Linked DNA regions of Homo sapiens: region 1 is linked to region 2. A link is an interaction called in ENCODE POLR2A ChIA-PET data of the cell type or tissue named here. Cell type or tissue: GM12878. All regions are shown on one strand. Links, peaks and the distances in the headings refer to the core of each region. The heading gives the core; the rest is flanking DNA.

The links. ChIA-PET counts read pairs that join two places held together with the same protein. Peaks named below come from ENCODE experiments on the same cell type or tissue, not always from the same donor. Only the 100,000 strongest peaks of a DNase experiment are listed, where the experiment ranks them.
Region 1: POLR2A ChIA-PET joins it to region 2 with 5 read pairs; 2 of 35 experiments call an interaction of 5 or more read pairs at or near these places.

What each region holds. Positions count from the first base shown.
Region 1 is chr2:151,857,696-151,866,894 of GRCh38, forward strand. It overlaps CACNB4 (calcium voltage-gated channel auxiliary subunit beta 4), which reads right to left. Exons shown (of 14, transcript NM_000726.5): 10 at 3,016-3,125. Among named protein-coding and RNA genes, the nearest start is that of ARL5A, 34 kb to the left of the region's middle. In GM12878, for the core only: no CTCF peak of the experiment used is centred there; a DNase peak (open chromatin) is centred at 5,206; H3K27me3 peaks cover 120 bases.
Region 2 is chr2:151,767,395-151,776,593 of GRCh38, forward strand. No RefSeq gene overlaps it. Among named protein-coding and RNA genes, the nearest start is that of NEB, 38 kb to the left of the region's middle. RefSeq lists enhancers at 3,879-4,879, 4,608-4,787. In GM12878, for the core only: no CTCF peak of the experiment used is centred there; a DNase peak (open chromatin) is centred at 4,337; H3K27ac peaks cover 1,110 bases.

The DNA.
Region 1 (9,199 bases), core at 861-8,860, 91 kb after region 2:
ATATTTTCAGAAGCAGCAGAAAGACATTGATGTGAACTGGACTGCCCTGGTACAAATAACCCTCAAGGCACTCTGAGTTTCTGTGTAAATGACTCAGAAATACCTGGGCCTTATTTACTCTGCACCAGCAATGAGGTTAAGTGTGGTTTCTGCCAGGAGCAAGGGCAGCCATACCTACTGCTTAACCAACACAAAACTCTTAGGCAACAGGCACTTGGGCAGAGGAAGAGAGGTGCTTGGGCAGAACAAGCCAGCAGGGATGCTGGAGAAGGCCACATTAAATACTGGGGTGAGCCCAATGTTTGGATAATATGTATACAGAATGTAATAAATATATTTTATCTGTGAGGCATATTTATCTATATAGCTCTTTTTTTGTTTTTTAAAGAAAAAGATCTCAACCAAATCAAAAAATCTTGGCTACCTGGACTGATTCTCAGAGGGGTTCCAAATAAGTTTTCCTCATAATCCTATTCCAGTCAAATGGAGCCCTGGGGAGTCATGGACTATGATGCTGGAGGACCTCGATGAACACTTCTATAAACTGACCATGATGATTTGGGCCCACCTCTCTCCAGGATCCCTGTCACAAATTATATCCCTTATACTCAAACCTGTTCATATTTCTCCCATGCTTAAAACACTTCAATGGCTCCCCAGGGTCCAAAGCAACATTTCCCAAAGTGAGTACTCTGGAACAATAATCTCATAAGATATCCTATGGGAAGAAGGGGGTTTTGTGTAAGGGTTATATTGAATACTATAATAGCTTCTCTTTAGAATTTCAAACATGCATTATCCTTCATATCTTCAAGGCTCTAAGTCTTGCAGAGAAGAAACCTGTCAGTTTAATTCATCATTTCCAAATTTATTTGACAATGGAAAACATTCTGAATGTAACAACTGTTACTATGTTGTAAAATTAACATTGCATGGGATCTATTTTGGAGTTCTCTTTAGCAAGGTGCATTAGAACCCCAACACATTGGCCTCAATCTTTTTCAATCTCTTCTGTTCCTCTCAAATCACACCACCAACTTCCCTGTTCTAAGCATGCTATACACAAATCTACTTGTTTCTCAACAACATATTTTTGTTTACATGTCAATGTCTTTGTACATTCCTGCCTGCCTTGAAGAACCAGCTCAAATATAACTTCTGAGAAGTCTTCTCACACATCTCTTAACCCCTACTCTTCTTTATACCCCTAGTTCCTTGTTCATAATTCCACTGTCACAGGTATTCTAACCATCTGTCTCTTCTGTCTCTTTGCCCATGGGTAAGATACTGTGTGTGGGTTATGTCTTTATTTCCTAAGTCTAGCACAATGCATGGCACATAACAAGTGTTCAATAAACATTTGATGAAGGAATCTACAAATGTGCATTAACAAGCACACAAATGGATCACATTGTGGTTATTATAAAATTAATAGATTGCCATGAAATTAATTCCAATGGTTGTGGGTTTATGACTTTACAGAGTAAAGGTAAAAACCATGAGGTGAGATATACTTTGTTTCTTCTTGTTTACACTAACATGCCCCCCATCCACCCCACTGACTCTGACAGCAGGTGAATGGATTGTAAGGAATGACTTCAGTGAATACACATGAAGCCCTTGGCAGGTGTCAATGGTTAAAGGAGTCAGACAACCTGGCTTAAGCTTTTAATTATCTTTTAGCCTCTCACCATACATTAGAAGGAGTACTTAAAAGCCAAAGACACTATAAGGAGTTACAAAATGGGTAGAAAACAGGAGAGCAGAGAATTGATGTTTGTTTGAGAAACTTCAACCTAACTTAATGTCCCTGTCACCCATGATATTTAACTTTAGTCATTACCTAATAGGATTCACCATCAACACTGCCATTGTACCTCTTCAAGGTCAAAATACTGTGCCTTTGAGCATGTTTCCCTCTGCATGTGGAAGGCTCTAAATACAAGACAAAAGAAGGGACCACTAATCGCTGGGATCTTCCCCTCACAAGCACTGACCACTACTCTATTTGGTATGTTTAGTAATCCTTCACAAAGCAACCATCCCACATTTATTAGCAATTATCACATGCCAATCCCATGTCAGGAACACACAGATAATATTTTGTACCTTCTTTACAAATTGCACGATCTTTGGCTCAAGGTCAGTGGGTTCTTAATGTGATGTTAGGGCATGCACTCTGTCTTGGAAATCTTAATTTTATTTTTCTATTATCTATAGAGCTAATTTCAACAGTTTAAAAAATGTAAGGCATGGAAGAGCCCTATTTATCCTTCCTAGTTAAAACAAGTTGCCCTCAGAATATGAATGTAAAGAGAATCCTAGGAAGTCATGAGTGGACTACACCACCCTTGGCAATCGTGGAGACCATGAACAGGCTTTCCAGATGAACGATGTAATTCACCAGCACTATGGACTCGCTTCTGTGGGTTATGATCCATCCTCCACAGCCCTGCTCACCTATGGCTTGACGGAGCTACTCACTTACAGCCTTTATTCTTCTCCATCATGGGGAATTTTAGGATGCTTTCCAACTGGTACCCCAGGAAAGACATGTTTAAAGTCCCTGCATGTTACTAATGGTCATTGCCATTCACAACACCAAGAACACCGTTATCTAGCTTTTCTTCTAAAGATCTCAGAAGGCTGAACACCTCGTTTCCTTTTATGTCAGCTGTGACTCAGGTATGACAGATATCATTAGCCTTGTTGAGAAGCTGAGCAAAGTGGAGATGACTGGTTTCATGTAGTTAGGCAGGAAAAGACTAGGAGAGCCCATTGAGGATTCTTTCCACCAGACTACTAATTAGCTAATTGACTAAAGCTGAGAGACAGCAAGCTCTCGCTACTGCAAGACTCTGCTGCCTTCTTGTCCATAGCTAGCATTCTTTTTAGGTACTCAGTGCTCCCCCGTTCAGAATGGGGAACAAATTGAAAAAGACATTCACAAATGCACCATGTGTCAGCCCGGTCTGTAAGCACAGCTTGAAGAAGTACCACATTTGAACATCTTACCTAAGCTGGACCGGGTGTTCGAACGTTCAATTATTGCTCTCTTGCTGGGATTATTTAGGACAGACCTCTTAGCAAGAGAAATGTCAGCTGTCACTCTCGTTATTGAAATCCTATGAATAGGAACACAGAACAGAACAAGCCAGTAAAAATGTTATGGGGCTCTCCAAGTGATTTATAACCACAGTACTTAATAACCAATTTACATGCTACAGGGGAACCACAGTATAACAAACATTGGCCACAAGTATTTTAAACAGGCTCTGGCTAGTATCAGAATGCAAGCAGAGCAGAATGGAGGAAGGTTTAAACTGTTTCACACACAAAAAAACCTACTCCAGTAAAAATGTTCTTCCTCCATTATGGCCTGCCTTGCTGAATTCCCTTTATAATATACACCACACCAGGAAGGAATCAAGACATATAAATAAACCATGCTCTTTCTAGGAAGTAGCAATACAATTTGCCACAATTCATAGTTGATTTGCTCTTGAACAAGACCTTCAGGAACTACAAATGCTTTGCTCTGGCATTTAATGATGCCAGTCAAAGCTGGGAAACCCTCTTCATTTTGATTATCAAAGACAATCTACCAGTCTGTGGCTAAGCTGCATTCTTTTGTGATACACACGTGATTCTCCACAGGCCCAAAGGGATACTTCATTTATAAGAATGTGAAAAAATGGTTTTATTTTTTCTGCATGCATAAGATTCTTCAGCATATTTGCATAAGACTTTGAATGCATACGGTGGGCAGTCATAAGGCACTCTAGTTGAAAGTAATGTGAGTATTGTGCCAGGATTTTCTACGTTAGAAAGTATCCTTCGGTCATGCAAGAGAAGAATAAAGCAGGGCCTGGCATGGTGGCTCATGCCTGTAATCCCAGCACTTTGGGAGGCCGACATGGGTGGATCATTTGAGGTCAGGAGTTCAAGACCAGCCTGGCCAACAAGGTGAACCTCCGTCTCTACTAAAATACAAAAACTAGCCAGGCACAGTGGCACATGCCTGTAGTTCCAGCTACTTGGGAGGCTGAGGTGGGGGAGGTCATCTGAGCCCAGGGGGCAGAGGCCGCAGTGAGCCGAGATCACGCCACTGCACTCCAGCCTGGGAGACAGGGTGAGACCCTGTCTCAAAAAAAAAAAAAAAACTGAAGAATAAAGCAAAGACATTGCAAATAAATGCAGAGGGGCATCTATTTGCATATGATTTATCAAATGAGAATATCTGCAACTTAGAATTTAAAGACTATTTTAAACTGAGATTGCTCAACTTCCAATTATCTACCAGTAGAATTCAAAGCTTGCCTCTTTAGGCCAGTTACTGTCACCATGGGCCTTTCTCCATTCTCATCTTCACAGCATGGTTCCCAGAAAGGAGACAAGGAAAGTAGCACCCCTCCCCTTTTATACTCAGTTAGTACACCCATTCTCTTCTGTTTTCAAACTCTTTGGGGATTGAAGCAGGAAGGAGGGTAGAATTATCAATTACTGAAACATATGTCATTTCATACCTGTCTGGGGACAACACTGCCAGCTATGTCAGGAGACTGTACCTGATTTCAGTGACCTAAAGCCTTGGAGAGAATTTAAAATAGTCCTTTCCTCAGATGGTTGGAAATCATTCTTTAAAACAACAGTCTGTGCAAAAGTTCTGGTGCCATTTTAAGCAAAGCACTGCTTGCCTGTGTCATTATGTTTATATGCTGTGGGTTGTCAGGAAGTTTTCAATTCTTAAAATTTTAGAACTGTTAGACCCTTTTCATTATTTGATGCATCTTCAAAATTGTCTCCCGCAGAAACCAAGAGTTTTTGCAGATACACCTCAGGGACTGTTCTGAGGACTAAAGGGAGGTTCAGTGGGCTCCAGCTTCACTATCCTCAGTGCCAGGTAAACATGTCTGCATTTCTGTTTTCTGCATTGGGGCTTTATATATGATTTCACTATAAAAAGCTGTTCAACTGCTAAAAGACACTGGAAAACACTGGTGTAACAACTTTTTCATCTTACCAAGAGGGAAACTGAGACACACACAGAAAGCTGCACATGGTTAGTTACAGCTCAGGTCTAAACTAGCCCCTGGGTATCGGGCCAGTGCCAAGTCACCTGACTCCACCATTCTCTTACAGTTCAGTGTTCTACAAGCCCGAATCTCAAGCTATGAGTCAAGTGGTCAAGCATGGATGCACAGTCAAGTCTTCGCCTTGCTCTGAGATAGTGAGAATTTAAATCAAGTTGAGGTAGAGTAAACCCACACCTGACTTTCTATTACTCCAGTTGGCCACTGCAGCTTTCAGGCATGAAGTCTCATAGGCAGCTCCTTTCCTCTCCAGAATAGGGTTTGTGTGGTTTTTTTTTTTTAATTTAATTTTTTTGAGTCGGAGTCTCGCTCTGTCACCCAGGCTGGAGTGCAGTGGTGCAATCTTAACTCACTGCAACCTCCACCTCCCAGTTTCAAGCGATCCTCCCACCTCAGCCTCCCAAGTAGCTGGGATTGCAAGCATGTGCCACCACACATGGCTAATTTTTGTATTTTTACTACAGATGAGGTTTCACCACATTGGCCAGGCTGGTCTCAAACTCCTGACCTCAGGTGATCTACCCACCTCAGCCTTCCAAAGCACTGGGATTACAGGTGTGAGCCACCATGCTCAGCGATGTGTGTTTATTTTTGTGTTTTTGGGTTTCTGGTTTATTTAAGAATGGAGCTGCTGGATAGAAACATACAGGCATGTTTCAGAGCAATCCAAATATATGACGAGAGACAAGTCGGTGGGTTTAGGGACAGAATTCAACTTTCTAGACCAATGATTTTTGGACTAATGATGTTTGGAGGGCCCAACAACCCAGAAAGTTGAATTCCAGTCTCCTTTAGTGAAAATAAAATTTTCTAGTTCTATACAAACAAGAGACTCTTGGTTCTTCAAATCTGAAGGGATTATCATCAGATTCACACTTTTTTTTTCTGAGTTATAAAAGTACTTTTACAAAGCTATTTTCAAACACGACCAAAGTTTGAAAAAATTCAGAAAAAAACCTTTTCATGTGTTCCAATACAGGGAAAGATGCAGACAATAAAGGGCACGTTTTCTCATTTTATTTGCTAATACAAGTTAGTTTGCTAATACAAGTTATTGATTAATAAAAATACACATGCATAAAACAGAGCTCAGAAGAAGACATGCACAGCCCTAGAAAACCTTCAGTAAGACAAAATAGGAGTTTCCCTTTTCTGTGCATAGATGCTTATTATTATCAAAACCAGACACCAAACCCAAAATTCTTTTTTATAAAAGGCTCTCCAGAAAAGCAATCACATTCACAACTGAATACTATCTAGCTTATATACTTTTTTTAACTTAAAGTGGTATCCTTTCTACTTCTTTTCTTGCTATGCTGAGACCCCCTAGTCTCAGCTAGTCCCCCTAGTTTCAGCATTCCCATGTACCTTGTTTGGTATACATCTCTAAAAAGTTCCCTTGGAAAACTTTCTGTGACTTGCTGGCCAGTAGGTAAAAGACTAATAGGAGTTTAGTTCCCCAGCAGACTGGATGTAGCAGCGAATGTTCCTGAAAACTAGCAAACATCATTCCCTAAATATAGTAAATCTGAACCCCAATTGTTGCTTATTTCCACTTTAGAATTCATCCTAACTGCTGCAATCCATCGTGAGTTGTATTAGTTTTCTGTGATTTTCTGTGGAAAGATATTACTTTCAGTTATGACAGATTCATCAAAAAATAATTTGTATTTCCACGCTGGTAACGTAACAGCTGTAAGATCTGTCTATATTCTATCCTTGCTACATCCAATATGCAGCCCAGACAGTATAATAATTTTTGAAAACTTCTGGTATTAGTAGGGAAGAGTGTTCCGAAGAATGCAACAGTGCACTTTCAGGAGAATGGAAAGGCACAGGAGACCCGAGTATCTTCCTGGATCTTTGTCTTGGTAGTTGCATGAGTCATTCCATCTTTTGACCTCAGTATCCTAATCAATAAAATGGCAATAGTAGCTTTGCCATAACTATCTCATGGGGTTGCCATTAAGAGCAAATAAGGTTATATATAAAAGCGCATTCTTAAATAATTATTCATAGTGTCCTCTGTTAATAAACACATATATAATGTACACAAGGCAAACAATTATTGGAGATTTAAAGACTCGAAGGAGATAGTTTCCTTATGTCCTACTCTCAAAAGTGGGCAGTCTACCATGACCCCTCTCATTCCCAGAGTCCGTGAAATGTGGGTGAGAGAATCAGGTCAGATACACTGTACTCAAAACCTACTAATTTAAATATTCAAGTTTGACACTCAAGTGTTCAATTAATTATTACTGGTGTTTGAGTGGCTGTTTATGAGTCTGCATTTGAATAGAAAACAGTAGGAAGAATGCATAGGAGAATGAAATTGATTACGAAACGGAAGTTGCTGCTGTTCTTTTTCCATTTGTTGACTGCAATTAGAAATTATCTTCATTCTTATATGGCTTGGTTGCCTTGTGACAGCACCAATTGTTCCCATTTCTTTTTATTAATAAATACTATCGCTTTGAGTCTCCCTAAGTTGTATGTTTAGCTTCTTTTCTTTCAAATTCTTTCTCAAGCCCTTTTTTTCCCTTTATGTGTTCTTAGGCTAAAAGCATCCTTTAGCTTGAGATCCTATCTGTGTAGGTTACACGATGTTCATCTAAGATTTTTGGCCATGATCATTATCAGTTACAAATTGTCCAATAAATGTCACAGAGTTGATCTGATCCAGTTGTCAAAAGCCTAAAGTAACAACTTTTTGGGGGATTTGAAATGATTGGCATAGGTCAACAAACTGCAACTGGTTTGACTGCTGGCTGTTCAGCCTGTGAATGGTAGATTCAGCCAGCTGAACAAACCTCATCCAAATGGGTAATCCCCAATTAATATTTGTGGTGTGAAATGAAGAGAGAAGCTCCATGCCCATTGTGTATCCACTGTGTCGTCGTCAGCACAGGAATCATTGCTTCATGTAGATATTCAAAAATACAGAGGGCGCTCAGGAACTGTTTAGTATTGTGTTTTTCTTTTTCTTTCTTTCTTTCTTTTTTTTTTTTTTTATTGAGACAGAGTTTTGCTCCTATTGCCCAGGCTGGAGTGCAATGGCATGATCTTGGCTCACCGCAACCTCTGCCTCCCAGGTTCAAGTGATTTTCCTGCCTCAGCCTCCCGAGTGGCTGGAATTACAGGCACGCGCCACCACGCCTGGCTAATTTTGTATTTTTATTAGAGATGAGGTTTCTCCATGTTGGTCAGGCTGGTCTCGAACTCCCGACCTCAGGTGATCTGCCCACCTGGGCCTCCCAAAGTGCTGGGATTATAGGCATGAGCCACTGCGCCCAGCCTAGTATTCTGTTTTTCTTACATGTATTACAGTTAGGCCCCACAATAGCAGCTACAGCAATAAAATTGTATAATAAGTAGCTCTAAACTGACTCAAATAATTTCTAAGGTATCAAAAAAATCCCAAGTTTATGATTCTGCAATAGTCAAACTGTTGGACTTTCATCCAATTTGTTGAATTATTTTCTACTAAGATCTGAAAAGCAGATTAAAGAAGAAAGCCTCGTAGCCAACAGATCCCTTCTTTGTACTTTCTGAAAAATAATAGGACTTTCTCCTATTTTGTCTAACGTACTGCATTCATAGCCCATGAAACACAGAGTAGGTTTCCATTAGAACATATTGTTTATGCCGTGTCACTGTGCTAAAGCCTTCCTTGTCATTGTTCTCTTGGCTGGTTTCAATTAAAGACTATTTGTTTTTTTCTCTCCTTGTATCAATTGGTAAAACATAATGCAGCATGATGTTATAGCTCAAAACCTAACGATATTCCCCACGAAGAAGACATGTCAGAGTCAGTGTGACGCTACCAGCGAATTTCTTTCTTATCAAAGTCTCCACATACACTCAACCAAGGAACTCCTTATTGTTCATTCTGCTGCCTGGCCTCTTAATATTTGAAATCAAGTCCATTCTCTCACCCCTCACCCCTTTAATATCTACCTATCTTTCTCCTGCTGGAGAAATATATCAGATTTCTCCAGGGCTAAGTCTCTCTCTTCAGCTATTACTTTTGCTACTGCTGGGCTCTTCCTCCAGACCCTCTGCCATGTCATCAGACCCCATGAATACTTGAGATTGAAATTTGCATT
Region 2 (9,199 bases), core at 295-8,294:
GCAACCTTAGAGTTGGAACTTGGAAACAGGCATATGTTAGTGTCATACAGAGGACAGATGAGACAGAATCTGAGGGCCTCCACAGGGCAGAATGAGGCTTAAGAGAGTTCCAGGGAAGTTAATACAGAGAAAGACTTCCTAACAACTAGAGCTGCCTGAAAAAGCAGCAGCCTGTCTGGCACGGCAGTGGCTGCTGTGGCTCAAAGGGTATGGAACATGAATGCACAGCCCCTGAGTAGAAACGCTGAGGGGACTTCAGCCTCCAGGATCCTTCCAACACTAAGACTCTGAGACATCTTGAAATAGTTCACTTACTGCTGTCTGGTGTCAAATCATCATTTCCTAAAGTCACTATGACTCATGGTTCCTGAGGACAACTTTTGTCCCCATATCCCAGAGGTATTCACTTTGAAGTTTTAAGAAAGAAGACAAACTTGTAAGCAGGGAGTTTGTGTTTGGCTGTCAGTGATAACTTACAGATATTTCTCATCTCCCTCTCCCTGTGATATATTTTAAAAGTATATTACTATAGGGAGTATACTTGGAGGAAACTGTCAAAACGTCTTCAAAACCCAAGGAGTTAAAATTGATGTCCTGCTTTCAGAAACAGCCAGGTAAATCCTTCCATTGACTAAAACTCTCTGCTCAGCACCCTCACTCAACTGTCTGGGAGCAATAAGGAGGACTTGCTAATCCTCTTCAAGGAGCAGAGAAATATTTGCCATTACACTTGTGAGCCTGCCATGTGACCCTGGGAAAGCTGCTTAGCTTCTCTGAGCCTCAGTTTCCTCATGTGAAATGTGGAGGTTAGACTAGTGCCTACTGTACAGAGTTACTGGTAGCATTAAATTAAATAATGCATGGAATGCACTTACACTATCAGACACACAATAAATACTAAAAAAAGAGGTTAGCTACCGTTATTATTAACATCATCAGCATCATCCTTATTAGAAATTACTACTGTAAAGAGAGTACAGTACTTATGAATACAACCAGGTCTCTATTCTGGATTTGCCACTCGTAGCATTAGAATAGCACAAACATGTCAGGTTCATCAATGTTTTTCTTGTTGTGCCTGGGATGTCATCCAGGCTGGCACAGGGTGCATGATACTAAGATAAAACACTTCTGAGACAGGTGACATTGCCTACTCTTGCTACCCAAAGTGTGGTCGATAGACCTGCAGCATTGGCCTCACCTGAGAGCTTGCTAGAAAATCAGCCTTGAAGGCTGGGCACAGTGACTCACCCGTGTAATCCCAGCACTTTGGGAGGCTGAGGCAGGAGGATACCTTGTGCCCAAGAATTTGAAGCCAGCCTGACCAATATGGCAAGACCCCGTCTCTAGAAAAAATTTTAAAAAATTAACTGAGTGTGGGTGACATGTTCCTATAGTCCCAGCTACTTGCGGGTACTGAGATAGGAGGATTGCTTAAGTCCAGGGGGTCGAGGTTGCAGTGAGGTATGATCATGCCACTGCACTTCAGCCTGGGCAACAGAGTAATACCCTGATGAAAAAAAGAAAACCAGCTTGGGGAACAACCCTACCTTTGATTCAGAGCTGAGGGTGAGTGTGGGGGAGGGAATAGAAGGGGAGTTGTATAGAGTTGCTCCCTGTGTATTTTTTTAACTGAGCATTAGAGATATTGTTTCCCTTTAAAATGGTCCAACCCCCAACTCCCCACTCAGCCAAACACTCTCATCAACTTGGTATATTCTAGGTGCTCTTGGGCAGTGAAAGACTGTCTTTCTAATAGCATGTGATGAGCCAAAGTAAAATGGATGACTTACTAGATAGAGGAAGCTCATTTTAGAGTTTTAGACCAGTGAAAGGATTTACCTGGCTATTTCTGAAAGCAGGACATCAATTTTAACTCCGGGGTTTAGAGGATGTTCTGACAGTGCCATTCAAGTACACTACCTATACTGATGTGCTTTATAAATATATCACAGGGAAAGAGAGATGAGAAATATATGTGAGTTCTCATTGACAGCCAAACATAAACTCATATTTAAATGAACCACAAAAGCATCTCTGTATTGTGGCCTTCAGAAAATTAGCTGAACATTCCTCCAACATCTGCCACAATGTCTGACATATAATAGTTGCCCAAAATATAACTGATATATTAATTTTTAAATTGTAGCATTTTTTAGTCTCTAAAGAATTAAAGTAATTTATTCTAAAATTCTAGGCCTACCACAATCTGGATACATATGACAGAAAAATACTAAATAACTGTATCTTAAAATTTAAAATTCTCTCTCATATAAAACAAGTGTGGAGATAAGCAGTCTCAGGCTACTTCAAGGCATTATTAATAACCCAGGCTCTTTCTTTTCTTCTCTATAAACTTCAACATATGCCATTCTCAAATCACCTCCTAGCACAAGACGGCTGCTGGAACTCCAGCCACCCCATCTGCAGTCCATGTAGCAGGAAGAAAGGAGGAAATGGATATGCATCTTCCCAGAGTCCCCCAGAATATTTCTGCCTATATCTCATTGTTTAGAGCCAGCCATGTGCCACACTTAATTGCAAAGGAGGGTGGAAAGTGTTATCTTTAATTCTGAGCATTAAGAAGCTCAGCTAAAAATCAAGGTTGGGTGATTAAGGAGGAAGAGAAGATATTGGGATAGGCAACTAGGGATGTCTGCCAAATCTTGAACCCCCTTCCAGCTGAACCTGCCGTCTGCTCGCTCTCATCTGTCCTGCCCTACAAAGATGCTCATGTACTTGTTGTCTTCTGACACGGCACTTCGGTGTCCTGCTCATCGTGTTGTCCTGGCTTGGCATGCCTCTGGCTTCTCTTCGCTGCCAGCGGCTTCCTCCTTCCAGGCTCCTATCAGGACCCTCCTCCTCCACAGAGCATCATGACCTCATTTTCCAGGAGATGCCACTCCTTGCATTTTACCTTGTTGTTAAAAATTTACCTCTAATGTCAGGTGCAGTGGCTCACACCTGTAATCCCAGCACTTTGGGAGGATGAGGTGGGCAGACCACTTGAGGTCAGGAGTTTGAGACCAGCCTGGCCACCAGGGTGAAACTCCATCTCTACTAAAAATACAAAAATTAGCCGGGCATGGTGGCATCCGCCTGTAATCCCAGCTACTTGGGAGGCTGAGGCAGGAGAATCACTTGGACCCAGGAGGCGGAGGTTGTAGTGAGCTGAGATGGTGCCACTGTACTTCAGCCTGGGTGAAGGAACAAGACTGCCTCTCAAAAAAGAAAAAAAAAAAAAAAAAGAAAAGAAAGAAAGAAAATTTACCTCCAAAATGATAGGATGAGCTTGTCAGGCCCAGGACCAATTTTGTTTTTTAACAAAGTTCCTGTCACAGTAAGCTCACCCCTTTTTGTGAATATGCCATACATATTTGGTTTTGTTGTCAATGGCGGTGATAAGCAAGAGCTTGATAAGCAGAGCTGTAAGGTTTGGGTAATATTTCGGTTTGTCAAACTCCCTCGGCTCCTACGAATAATATCACAAAACTGTACTGTCTCTCTAACCCTCTTTGGAGTAGAACTAGTCCAAGGTGCTGTTAGCTAATCTTAAAGGAATATGGAGATGTGGAGAGTGATAAAATTATTGTATAGACTTTACAGAAGACATTAAAAAAATTTTATAAGCCCTATTTGTGGATGAAGTCTGGGTCTCCGGGGTAGTTTTTGGTCTCTGCTTAACTTTGCAGAGTATTGAAGCTCTTAGAATCAGAGGTTAGAAAATTAGAAAATTATCATATTATGAAGTCTTATCTTCCTATTACACAGATGAGCAAACTGAGATAAACTGGGCTTAGAGAGAAAATGTTATGGCCAACATAGAACCAGAGTTAGGAGGCTCTTCTCCAGACACACTCCAGGTTCCTTAACACTGCACCACATCACCAAGTTAGACGACCTTTGTTTCCTTCTCTAAAGACATCTGAGACAAATACTCTATTGGGCCATTTCAGTACCCATTGTTCTTTCTTCTCTAGCCTCTCCTCCTTGTCAGAAGCCCAGACATAGACTCTCCAGTTGAGCAAGGGTAGAGTGAAGAATTTACATGTTAAACTAATCTAGGCCTTTGAAGACCTCGATTTAGAAATGGGGACCCTCAAATCTTGGCTTAGCCTCCCTTTCCTGCCTAGGGCCTGGACACTATGAAGCATTCCCATGATCTAAGCCAACAAGCCATTGTCATTGCCGTATTACATTTACATTTAGACCTTGCCATTGTTTTGGTTTTTTTCTTTTCTCAGATCTCTATTTCTGGACTAAATAGAGAAGTGACATGAAACAGTTCAGCAAACACAGCTGTCTGGGGCAGCCCCATGCCTCTGGGAATGCAGTTGCTTCTCCTCCAGTAACACCAAGGAGCCAGCTCGCACTGAAAGATCATTGGCTACCAAGCTGGCTCTGAGGTGTCTGAAATGCGACAGTTGTTTGGCGTCCACTAATGCTGGTTTTACTCATGAGTTTGGCTTGTTTCTGGAAGCAACCACGGATTATTATGACTACCGAGGCATACTATTTATTGAGTGCTTACGGTGTAAACAAAAAAGGGAATATGCCTGCTTCAAAAAGAAGCTAGCGAAGGCAATGCACATGTCTTGGGAAGAGAAATACATTTCATTTTGGCCGCTCAACAAATGATCCCACAATAGCTCTTGGAGGTCTCCCATCTCACACAAACCTATTCCTCATTCCCTGCCTGAACCAGGGAGGGTGCTGGTACCTGTGAGAGACAGAGGAGGTGTGAAGGAGGTTGGCCACAGCCCGAGTCACACGTCCCCAACCTCTTTTCTTTCCAGAGGGCCACATGGGCTTACATCTCAGCCAAGACAGAATCTCCCTTACATCAAACACTACCCACAGGACATTACAGGGATTCAACAATGCTCCTTCTGAAAGACTGAAAAATGACTCCAACCAGACTCTTCATAGCACCATCAGCTTACTGAAAAGTGGAAGAACTCTAATATCTTCTAATCCAATCTTCCTGGCTTCCACACAACATTCCTATCAGATAATTTTTTTTCCCAAAGACTGGGATTCCCCAGTTTTGTGAGGCAAATTTATTAGCAATGCCCCAGTTTGGTTCTGTAATTGTTCAACACAAAATCTTTGAGTGGCAAAGACTCAGGCTAGAGTAAGAAAGAAACTTAAGACAAACAAATTCTACAGTCTTGTAACTTAAAGATGAGGAGCCAGCTAAGGCTTTTCAGCAGAGGAGTCTCTGGTTCTATCCCTTGCAGCACGTTAGGATCACCTGGGATCTTTGTTCTTCATCTTGCCATTGACGATACGAAGCTTGTACTTCTTCTAAATACAGACTTCTCAACTATCTGGTCCAAGAATGGAACAAAAATGGAAGGCCTCATGTGCTACAAAAGAGGGTTACATTCCATGTCTTTAAAGAAAACCTTCAAACACCTGAAAGTCTCTCTATAAAGCTTCCTCTACTATCTTCCTCAAATGGAATTGACTATTCTCTGCTTTGTGTTCCTAGCATGGCCTAAGAATGTTTTTCATAGCACAACAACAATACTTTATTTGGTGGTATACCAGAGCCGGCTAGTAGCTACTCTCTAAAAAAAAGTAAATCTGAAGAAACTAGCCATATTAGATATTAAACCATATTATTAAACTACAGAAATTTAAAAGAGTTTGTGATATTGCAAGATGACTCAGAAGATCACTGGCTCAGAATAGAGGATAAAATAGAAATGATAAAAGCAGCATTTCTAAGCAGGGTAAGAAAGATTATTCAGTAAATGCTGTGAGGACTTACTGCAATGAAAAAAAAAGTTAGATTCCTATTTTGTTTCTTACATGAATATTAATCCCAGATGAATAATGATGTAAGTACAACATAATGAAACCATGAAAGTACTAGAAGGAGATATTCTTGGCCTGAGGAGATACTTTCTTGAATAAGATACAACCCAGAAATCATAAAGAAGATTGACAAATGTACTACATAAATTTTGCATTAAAAATGCCATAAGTTAAAAGAAAATGAAGTGGTAAAAGATAATTGCAATTCATAGGAGAATGGAGTTAATTTCCCTAATATATAAAGGCCCTTATATAGCAATTTGAAAAAGGGGCATAAATGAATCTTTAAATATATTTTAATGTTTTATTTCATTAAGAATATATCTGTAATATTCTTTAAAAATATTTAGAGGAAAAAAAAAAGAATAAAAAAAAGGAAGACTCATTTGACTCCAACACCCGTTAGTCTTTATAAAAGGGGTTCAATCTTTTTTAAAAATGAGAAAAGGCTTTGAATATGCAGTTCAAAGGGAATAAAAGGGCCAATAAACAATGAAAAGAGTTTTTATCTTATATAAAATTAAAGAAATGCTAATTAAAATGCCATTTTTCACCAATGCTTGTCTAATGTTAAGTCATTTGATAATACCGAGAATATAATAGACAGTCAAACTTTTTGAAGAGCAATTATGTCTTTAAAAATATAAACTGAACAAATCCTTTGACCTGGCAGCTCCATTTCTAGTAATTTAGTTCATATATATACATATATATATATATATATATATATGTATATATATATATATATATATGTATATATATATATATACTTTTATGAGTACATGGAAACATCTTCAGCAATATTTGTAACAAAGAAATGATTGCAATAGGGGAAAGTAAACAATTAAATGCCCATCAATAGGAAGTTGGGGTAACAAATTAAGGTACCTCTAACATGAAATGTACAGCTATTAAAACAAATGAGGTAGATCTGTGTGAATATAAAAAGTTATCTAAGATACAGTAAGAGAACAACACAAGGTGTAGATACATAGAAGCTTATTTCATGTAAAATAGATATGTATGCTTGTATATTTGTAGACATTTCTATAAGAAGACACGAATTATTAGCAGTAGTTACCATTTTTTAAAAATTTAACGTATGCAGAGGCAGTTCTGTACTTCATTTATTGATGCTACATATATAGCAAGTAGAAAGCATACTTGAAACTAAGACATAATATAGTTTATTTTAGGGTGAAAAGAGTGGAATGAAATTGGAGAGGGGCACATAGAAATCTTTAAACATACTTTAATTTTTTTTAAGAATATATCTGTAATACTCCTTACAAATATTTGAAGGGGAAAAAAAAGAAATGACTTACTTGACTCCGACACCCGTTAACCTCTATAAAACTGCTTAAAATAATCAGTGATACAATGATGACTCACTTTTTTTTTTTAATGTGAAAGCCTTTCATGCGTAGGGATTAACATTTCCTTTGAGAAATTGGATCTACTTGGTGGAACATTCTTGTACTGATCTTTCTTGTTTACCAGATTTTTTCTATTAATACAGTCTGAAAGGAACAGTTGTGGTTTTATAGTGTGTCTCTGTTTGTTGTCAAACAGCAGCTGATATTTTATTAAGTTACTAGTAGTGCTGGGGAAATAGCCCCATGAACCCCTTACCTCCCTCACCTGCCTTGGAGATCTCTCACCAAAATTACTGGATCTTTTATAAGACATGGTTCTCCAGCAAAATATTACTGGTAGATATTCTTTGAAACCTAGGAGGGTAAGTCTTCATGTTCTGGAAAAGTTAAAAGTTAAAAATTGTTCACTCTGAGCTGTGGGCTGGGCTCTCAGATCTGCACGGCAGAATTCTCCCTTAAATATTAGGAACTTCTTCCTGCTTACAAATCCCCACTGACACCTTTGGGAACTCTCTGTGCAGGATGGTTCAGAATCCATCACCCAGACTGCTCCCTAAGTGCAAAGAGGAGGGCTGGGTGATGTGGCATTCACTGCCCTCTTGTCTCTCTGATTCAGAAACTCATAGCGACAAAAGATAACAGCACCAAGCAATGAAACTAACATTAGTCAAATGTGGGTGGGAGGCAGCTATTGCTTTGGATACCAAATTAAGTGGCTTATCTTCTTGCACGACACACATTTTACCCTCATAGCATTAAAACGGAGTTTTAAACATGCACGGTGGATTTTCTCCCAAGCACTGTGTCATCAGTATGATGAATATTACTTAGTGAGGGGCACACATCTAAGTCACTTTTTGTATTGTTTTGTTTTGTTTTGTTTTGGAGACAAGGTCTCACTCTGTCTCCCAGGCTGGAGTGCAGTGGCATGATCACAGCTCACTGCAGCCATGACCTCCCAGGCCAGTGATCCTCCCACCTTAGCTTCCTGAGTAGCTGGGACAGAGGCATGTACCACCACGCCAGGGTAATTTACTTATTTTTTATTTTTTGCAGAGATGGGGTCTTGCTACGTTGACCAGGCTGGTCTTGAACTCCTGGCCTCCCAAATTGCTGGGATTACAAGCATGAGCCATGATGCCTGGCCCCTAAAAGTCACTTTTAAGGAGACAGTTTCCTACCCAGAAACCTGGGACAAACTCATTTCAGTAGACAGCCCAGTTGGCTAGTACCAACATCCCAATGGAAAGCATGCTAGCCACAAATTAGCCAAAGAAAGTATTATCGGAAGAAAAAAATTACATTACATATTGCTAGCGTCTGAATATGTCCCCCCAAATTCATATGTTGAAACATAATTACCAATGTGATAGTGTTGAGAGGTGAGGCCTTCAGGAAGTAATCAAGTCATAAGGGCAGTGCCCTCACGGATAGGATTAGGGCCCTCATAAAAGGGCTTAAGGGACCAGGCCCTCACCAGACACTGAACCTGCCAGCACCTTGGTCTTGGACTTCCCAGCCTCCAGAACTGTGAGAAATAAATCTTTATTGTTTGTAAATTACCCAGTCTGTGTTAGAATGTTACAGCAGTAAAAAATGGACTAAGACACATACCCTGCCACGACAAATCCCAGAACAGTACTGTCAGTGAAAAGAGCCAAAGTCTGTAAAATATTTGAAGAGTTTTATTTTGAGCCAAATATGAGTGACCATGGCCCACAGCACTGTCTCAAGAGGTCCTGAGAACATGTGCCCAAGGTGGTTGGGTTGCAGCTTGGTTTTATATGTCTTAGGGAGACAAAAGACATCAATCAATACATGTGAGGTATACATTGGTTAAGTCCCAAAAGGCAGGACAATTTGAAGGGTGGGGACTTACAGGTCACAGGTGGATTCAAAGATTTTCTGATTGGCTGAGAGTTAAGTTATTATCTAAAAACCTGGGATCAATAGAAAGGAGTGTCTGGGTTAAGATAAGGGGTTGTGGCTCCAAGGTTCTT